Regions from separate parts of the Homo sapiens genome. Here regions 1 and 2 are each linked to region 3. Evidence: chromatin loops called from intact Hi-C (ENCODE). Cell type or tissue: endothelial cell of umbilical vein. All regions are shown on one strand.

Region 1 (2,500 bases), 91 kb before region 3:
AACTGCAGCTCAAGACTCTTATTCTAGATCCTGTCTTTCACCGTGTATCTGTGGATATGCAAATATTTGTTACCTGTCTACTACAGGTCAGTCAACATCTGGTATGGGAGGAGTCCCACATAAAATAAGACATACGTAGTCTCTAAGGAGCTTCTAGTGCGAGGAGGAAGACAGACTAACAGTTATGTGCAAATGCTCCAATAAAGGGGAATACAGGGAACTCTAGCAGGGCACAGTGGTTCATGCCTGCAATCTCAGCGCTTTGGGAGTCCAAGGCAGGCAGATGACTTGAGGCCAGGAGTCCGAGACCAGCCTGACCAACATGGTGAAACCCAATCTCTACTAAAAATACAAATTACCCAGGCGTGGTGGCTCGCACCTGTAATCTCAGCTACTCAGGAGGCTGAGGCATGAGAATCACTTGAACCCGGGAGGTGGAGGTTGCAGTGAGCTGAGATTATACCATTGCACTCCAGCCTGGGCAACACAGAAAGAGTGTCTCAAAAAAGTAAAATAAAATAAAATAATAAAAATTAAAAAAAAAAAAAGAGGGAAGATGCAGGTCCTCTTTCCTTGCCTAATGCAGCCATGGCTCGTGGTCCCAAGAAGCATCTAAAGCAGGTAGCAACTCCAAAGCATTGAATGCTGGATAAATTGACCAGTGTGTTTGCACAGTGAGGTCATATATATACACAGTAAGGCCATAAATATATATATGGTCTCTCTCTATATAGACAGTAAACAGAATTGTGTCTGTTATTAAAATATTATAGAACATACTGGGAAATTCTCAGAAATCCAGAATTTGGATAGGGATGATGGCCACACAACATAGTAAATACATTCACAACTATTTTACTGTACACTTTAAAATGGTAGGTTTTATGTTATGTGAATTATATCTCAATGGTTTTATAGTTTCATAAAACCATTTAAACCAGAGCAAGAGCCAAGAAGGAGAAAGTAAAATGGTAGGCTCTTCTCATATAACTACATATACATTTCTAACCTCAAACTCTTTCCTGAGTCCCAGTTCTATATTTTATTACAACTCACATGAAATCATGAATTCTTTGAAATCAAAGGCCATATCTTATTCAGTTTTGTACCCCTCTGCCTGGTTTGCAGTATTAATTTGCGCATTCATTCATTCAAATCATTGTGAGTGTTTACCAGGTACCAGTTACTATGCTAAGAGCTGGATAACAGTGAACCAGTTCTTGCCGTCACAGAACTCAGAGTCTGGAGAGGGAATCAGACACCAAACAATACAGCAACAACCCAACAACTAGTAAGTGCTATAGAGGAAAAGCACAGGCTGCTGCGGGAAACACATTATAGGAGAGCTGGTTAGCTCTGGGAAGGGTGGGTTCTACCAGGAGAAACCTCCCTGAGGAAGTGACAATCAAGTCCAGAGCTAAAGGATCAACAAAAATTCGCTGCATTTGATGGGCGGAGTTGGCCTTACAGCACAGGAAGCAGCATGTCTGAAGGCTCTGAGGCAGGAAGGGTCTTGGTAATCTGGGGAACAGAGAGAAGGCCAACGTGATTGCACTAAAGTGAACAACCCACATGTCCAACAACTGATGAACTGAATATGTAAATAAAACATGGTATATCCGTAACGGAATGTTATTCAGCCATAAAAAGGAATGAAGTATTGTTATAGGATACAACGTGGATGAACCCTGAAAACATTATGCTAAGTGAAAGAAGCCAGATACAAAAGGCTGGCTATTGTATCATTCCATTAATATTATATGTCCAGAATAGGCAAATATATATAGACAGAAAGTAGATTTGCACTTGCCTAGAGCTATAGGGGAGAGGGAGTGATTGCTAAATGGGTATGAGATTTTGGGGGCAGCAGTGAGATGAAAATATTCTAAAATCAATTGTGGTAATGGTTGTAGTGAATGAACAAAAAAACCACTAAATGGTACATGTTAAATAGACTAATTGTATGGTATGTAATTTATATCTCAATAAAACTGTTACTTTAAAAAACAATATATCTTTACAGTACATGACTCACATTGCTGGCCAAAGTATTCATCAGTATAAAGTCATTCATGTTTCTCAGCATGAAACCCCTTTATTTACTCAAAAGTTTATAGTCCTCTATAGTTTCACAAATATAATGAAAATGTAGAGTCCAACTTAGTCATTGCACCAAATTAAAACTATGTAACTTTCAGTCAGGTGCAGTGGCTCACACCTATAATCTCAGCACTTTGGGAGGACAAGGCAAGAGGATCACTTGAGCTCAGGAGTTCAAGACCAGCCTGGACAACATAGTGAGACCTCTGCAAAAAAAAGTTAAAAATTAGCCAGGCATGGTGGTGCACACATGTAATTCCAGCTACTCCCCAAGCTACTTGGAAGGCTAAGGTGGGAGGATCTCTTGAGACCAGCAGGGCAAGGTTGCAGTGAGCCATGATCATGTCACTGCACTCCAGCGTGGGCAACAGAGCAAGACCTTATCTCAGAAAACAAAAAA
Region 2 (2,500 bases), 110 kb before region 3:
TTAGATCTTTTCTTTCTCTTGTTGGAGATATGTCATCTACTGTTAAACTTATCAGATATTATCAGGTATTTCCTTGGCTCTTTAAAGAGAAGTAACAGGGATAGGCAGAGGAAGAGAAAAAAAGAAAATGTTAAGAAAAAGGGAAAAGGGAAGAGGGAAGGAGAAAATGGGACAGAAAAGAGAAAGATATAAAAAGATTAAGAGATTGAACGCCAGGCGTGGTGGCTCACGCCTGTCATCCCAGCAATTTGGGAGGCCAAGGCGGGCAGATCACCTGAAGCCAGGAGTTCCAGACCAGCCTGGCCAACATGGCAAAACTCCATCTCTACTAAAAATACAAAAATTAGCTGGGTGTGGTGGTGCGCACCTGTAATCCTAGCTACTCGGGAGGCTGAGGTAGGAGAACCGTTTGAAGCCAGGAGGCAGAGATTGCAGTGAGCCAAGATCGCGCCACTGTGCTCCAGCCTGGGAGACAGAGCTAGACTCCATCTTTAAAAAAATAAAAAATAAGAAGAGATTGAAGAGATAAAAGCAAGAAAAAGAGAGTCAAAAAGGACATTAAGATAAACAATTGCTCAAGGTACAATAAGCAGTAGCATTAACAGGTACAGAAATTCAATCTCCCTAAGGCAGCAAAAAGAAGGGCCCAGGCTGGCAGATTACAACTTGGGGTACAGGGAATACAGGCACAAGTCGAAGTTTTAGTAGCAAGGCAAAGGAAGCACATGTGTATAGCCACATGTGTGTGCAGTATGACTACACGTGGGTGAGACAAGATGGTAGAGCCGAATGACCATGTCCTGGCACAAGTCAAGAATCAGCCTTAGCTCTTCCTCACCTACCTCTTACTGAACCCACGTCATTCACACTCCAAGCTTCAGTTTCTTCAAAATCAGATGACTTGTTATGTTTGTAACTCAGAAAGCGCCTATTAGTAGCAAACTCAGCTCTAGAAGTAGCTTGCCAGGTTCATCCTGAACCTTTCTGAAGGTGCCCTCCCAAGCCTTATGAAGTTGTCATTAGCACCCAGCTTCGATCTGCTCAGCATTCCCAGTGACTGTGCCAGACAACTAATCTAGATTCATTTCCTGCTGACTTTCAACACAATCATATACGTATCATAACCAAATAACTTAAGGGCCTTTTGATTCATTATATTGGGCCAAGGAGAGACAAACATTACCATTCTCCACTATTCAATTATACTAAATAATAAATCATGTGTTGCCGTTTTAGTCTCTAGTGGCCTGCATCAATTCTAAGAGCTCATTCAGTTTCAGGAAGCAGCTTACTTCCTCCTTCCAAGCAAGTTTCACCAAAAATAACAAAGAAAAAACTTTCAAGATGCATGTGATTTTCGAGGCCTTCAGTTCCAAAATTTATTTTATTAAAAATGCTTTCTCTATCATCATTAATAAGGGGCATTTTATTGGCTTAATAGGTTTTATTTATTTAGGGTCTCTTAAAACTATTTCAGGTTCAATTTTTAACTGCATCAAGGCAATTCTTCCAAATAGGTACACAAGAGACACATCCTGTTTTGTTCCTGGTTCTGTGAGAAACAAATACTAAATAAAAACTGTACTTGGCAGGCACATATTTCCAGGAATATATTCTAACAAAAATTATGGAACGAACTCAAATGGGGACACACTATTTCTTACAACTATGTGACAGAAACATCTTAACTTCACTATGTAAGTCACTTAAATATTTATTTAACATACTTGACACTACTTTCTGGGTAACAGAAAACTGAATCAGAAGCAAACATTAACTTTTTTTTTTTTTAGATGGAGTCTCGCTTTGTTGCCCAGTGGCACGATCTCGGCTCACTGCAACCTCCACCTCCTGGGTTCAAGCGATTCTCTTGCCTCAACCTCCCATATAGCTGGGATTACAGGCATGCACCACCACACCTGGCTAACTGCCATGGTTATATCTTTTTTTTTGAGACAGGATCTCATTCTGTCACCCAGGCTGGAGGCAGTGGAGTGATCTTGGCTCACAGCAGCCTTGACCTCCCAGGCTAAAGCGATTCTCCCACTTCAGCACCCCTGCCTGGCTAATTTTTTATATTTTTTGCAGAGATGGGGTTTCACCATGTTGCCCAGGCTGGTCTCGAATTCCTGAGCTCAAGTGATCAGCCTGCCTCAGCCTCCCAAAGTTCTGGGATTACAGGTGTGTGCCACTGCACCCAGCTGACAATTATATCTTTTTTTTTTTTTTTTTGATTCAGTGTCTCGCTCTGTCCCCCAGGCTGGAGTGCAGTGGCATGATCACAGCTCACTACAATGTCTGCCTCCTGGGTGATCCTCCCACTTCAGCCTCCCGAGTAGCTGAGACTTCAGGCATGTGCCACTGTGCCCAGCTAATTTTTGTATTTTTTGTAGAGACGAGGTTTCACCATGTTGCCCAGGCTGGTCTCAAACTCCCCAGCTCAAGCAATCCTCCCACCTCAGCCTCCCAAAGATTGCAGGCATGAACCACCAAGCCAGGC
Region 3 (2,500 bases):
TTGTCAGCGCGTGCCCAGTAACCAGCTTGCGCCCAGGTGCGAAACGCAGTCATTGGGTCTCTCCGGGTGTGCGTCCTGGGTGGAGCCCCAGGGGCCCCGGCGTGGGTGGCCGTCCTGCTCCGCGGGTACCCGCGGAATGCCCTGCCCGCATGCTCCCTCTGCTGGGCGCGCCTCGGCGCCTTCCGGGTGCACGGCCCTGCCCAGGAGCGGCGCGTGGGGCCCCGGGTCTGCGGATGAATGGGGAGATAGCGAGGGGAGGGGCGCACAGCACAGCCCACTCCCCCTTACCCACGCCTCCAGAACAGTCCTACCCCTAGCCCCAACACCTCCTTCTATCCCCGCCCCGCTCTCCCCAGACGCTCTTAATCTGATTGAGACTTCGGCACGTAAACGCGGTTCTAGGAGCCCGGACTGGCTCAGTGCACGACTTATCAGAAACTTACCCGTATCTAACACACAATAGATTCGTGCACATCTGTTGAATAAAGAAGAGTTTGTTTTTCGTGTTTGAACCGTGTCTGCTTCAATAACGCTTCCTGCAGTGGTCCTTTTTAGGAGGGGTACAGTGAGTGGTATACTGCGAGGGAAGCGGGACAAGGAGGCAAAGGGAAGGGAAACAGGCGGGCCCAGAGAGCAGCTTCCGAGTGACCTGGAAAATCAGCGCCCAGAACTCATCTAGACACAGAGGCTCGGTGCCATGGCATTCCGCGCTGACTGCCAGAACCGCGGGCCGCGGAGCCAGCACTGTGCCGGCAACGTGGTGGGGCGAATGCCCTGGGGTCGGAGAGGTGGAAAGGCCCGAAAGGAAGAGCCCAGAAGGGGACAGTCCCCACCCAACGGCAGGGTAAAGGCCCGTCTCTACTGGTTACTAGAGACGTGGAACCCAGGAAGCTCGAGGCCCCAGGAAACCGGCATAGAAGGAGGCCTGTCAAAGGGGCCCCGAATCCTCCCGCAGGGACAGAGCGACACGTCCACCCGGGCTCGGAGGACTAACACCAGGAGTCCCCTGAGGCCCTGCCCCAGGCTTCCCAGGTTGTGGGGACACCAGCTGCCTGCAGGGGGCGGGATGTTCCTTTGGCGCTGCTGGGCAGTGACTAAGAGCAGAAACAAAAATAGAAGCTGAGATCAACGGAAAGGAATGAGACTGAACAAACACACGCATTAATCCTGATGGGATACATAGTAAAATAACATTCCCAAACACGGCAGTAAGAAAAGATGAACTATGTAAAGAATGCGCAGATAAATGAATGAAAATTTGGAGGACAAAAATGTGTTTCACATCGTATTTCAAAATAAACACCAAGTGGATTAAAGTGCTAAATATTTTAAAGAACAGCCATAGAAACTATATATTTAATAGGATAAGGCAGTTATATTTATGGATAAACGTCAGCGTTCTCAAAACTTTGAAACAACAGAAGAAACAACAAAGGAAGACTAACGTTCAAAAATACAAAAACTGGACAGAATTTTAAAAAGACAACAGATTGAGAAAAATGTCTGCACCAAGTGACAAGCAAATACTACCTGAAATGTATAAAAGCTTGTTTATAGGCCAGGTGCAGTGGCTCACGCCTGTAATCCCAGCACTTTAGGAGGCCAAGGCGGGTGGATCAACTGAGGTCAGGAGTTCGAGACCAGCCTGGCCAACATGGTGAAAGCCCCGTCTCTACTAAAAATACAAAAATTAGTTGGGTGTGGTGGCACACGCCTGTAGTCCCAGTTACTTGGGTGGCTGAGGCAGGAGAATCGCTTGAACCCGGGAGGCGGAGGTTGCAGTGAGCCGAGATCGCACCACTGAACTCCAGCCTGGGTGACAGAGCAAGATTCCATCCCCCCCACCCAAAAAAAGCTTGTTTATATATATAAAAACAATCAAGGTACCAATTGCTAAATAGACAAAGAAGGTAAACATGCACTGTAATTCACAATAAGAAATAAAAGTCATACCCAAGTGCATGGGGAAAACGTTCATTGATAATCAGAAACTTTAAACTTAAAACAGTTATGACATAACACCTTACATCTACTAAAGTAGCAAAAATGTTTTAAAATTATAATGCAGGCTGGATGCAGTGGCTCATGCCTGTAATATCAGTTCACTGGGGGCCAAGGCAGGAGGTTCCCTTGAGGCCAGGAGTTGGAGACCAGCCTGGGCAACAGAGTGAGACCCTGTCACTACAAAAAATTTAAAAATTAGTCCAGCATGGTGCTGTGCTCTAGTAGTCTTAGCTACTTGGGAGGCTGAGGTGGGAGGATCCCTTTAAGCCTGAGAGTTACAGTGAGCTATGATCACACCAGTGCACTCCAACCTGGGCAATAGTGAGACGCTGTTTCTGTAAAAATAAATAGAAAAAAATATAATAGAAAAACAGAAAAAAAATAATGCATAATGTTAGCAGCATGGTAAAATAATAGTCACCATTGCTTCATACAACTCTATCTGGTTTTTTTGAGACGGAGTCTTGCTCTGTTGCACAGGCTAGAGTGCAGTGTT

The links. Hi-C counts contacts between places; a loop is a spot of excess contacts. Peaks named below come from ENCODE experiments on the same cell type or tissue, not always from the same donor. Only the 100,000 strongest peaks of a DNase experiment are listed, where the experiment ranks them.
Region 1: it touches region 3 in a loop (7-fold over the local background); 3 of 110 quality-filtered maps call a loop at or near these places.
Region 2: a loop joins it to region 3, with 6 times the contacts of the local background. A loop is called at or near these places in 10 of 110 quality-filtered maps.

The regions. Positions count from the first base shown.
Region 1 is chr11:9,702,417-9,704,916 of GRCh38, reverse strand. The region is part of intron 2 of SWAP70 (switching B cell complex subunit SWAP70); the gene reads right to left. Among named protein-coding and RNA genes, the nearest start is that of SWAP70, 40 kb to the right of the region's middle. RefSeq lists an enhancer at 92-191. In endothelial cell of umbilical vein, no CTCF peak of the experiment used is centred here; a DNase peak (open chromatin) is centred at 1,446; H3K27ac peaks cover 1,627 bases.
Region 2 is chr11:9,718,826-9,721,325 of GRCh38, reverse strand. The region is part of intron 3 of SWAP70 (switching B cell complex subunit SWAP70); the gene reads right to left. Among named protein-coding and RNA genes, the nearest start is that of SBF2-AS1, 38 kb to the left of the region's middle. RefSeq lists an enhancer at 1,600-2,100. In endothelial cell of umbilical vein, no CTCF peak of the experiment used is centred here; a DNase peak (open chromatin) is centred at 1,145; H3K27ac peaks cover 2,500 bases.
Region 3 is chr11:9,611,907-9,614,406 of GRCh38, reverse strand. No RefSeq gene overlaps it. Among named protein-coding and RNA genes, the nearest start is that of WEE1, 39 kb to the right of the region's middle. RefSeq lists a silencer at 16-395 and an enhancer at 496-1,185. In endothelial cell of umbilical vein, CTCF peaks have their summits at 169 (motif pointing left) and 1,032 (motif pointing right); DNase peaks (open chromatin) are centred at 276 and 1,116; H3K4me3 peaks cover 982 bases; H3K27ac peaks cover 2,366 bases.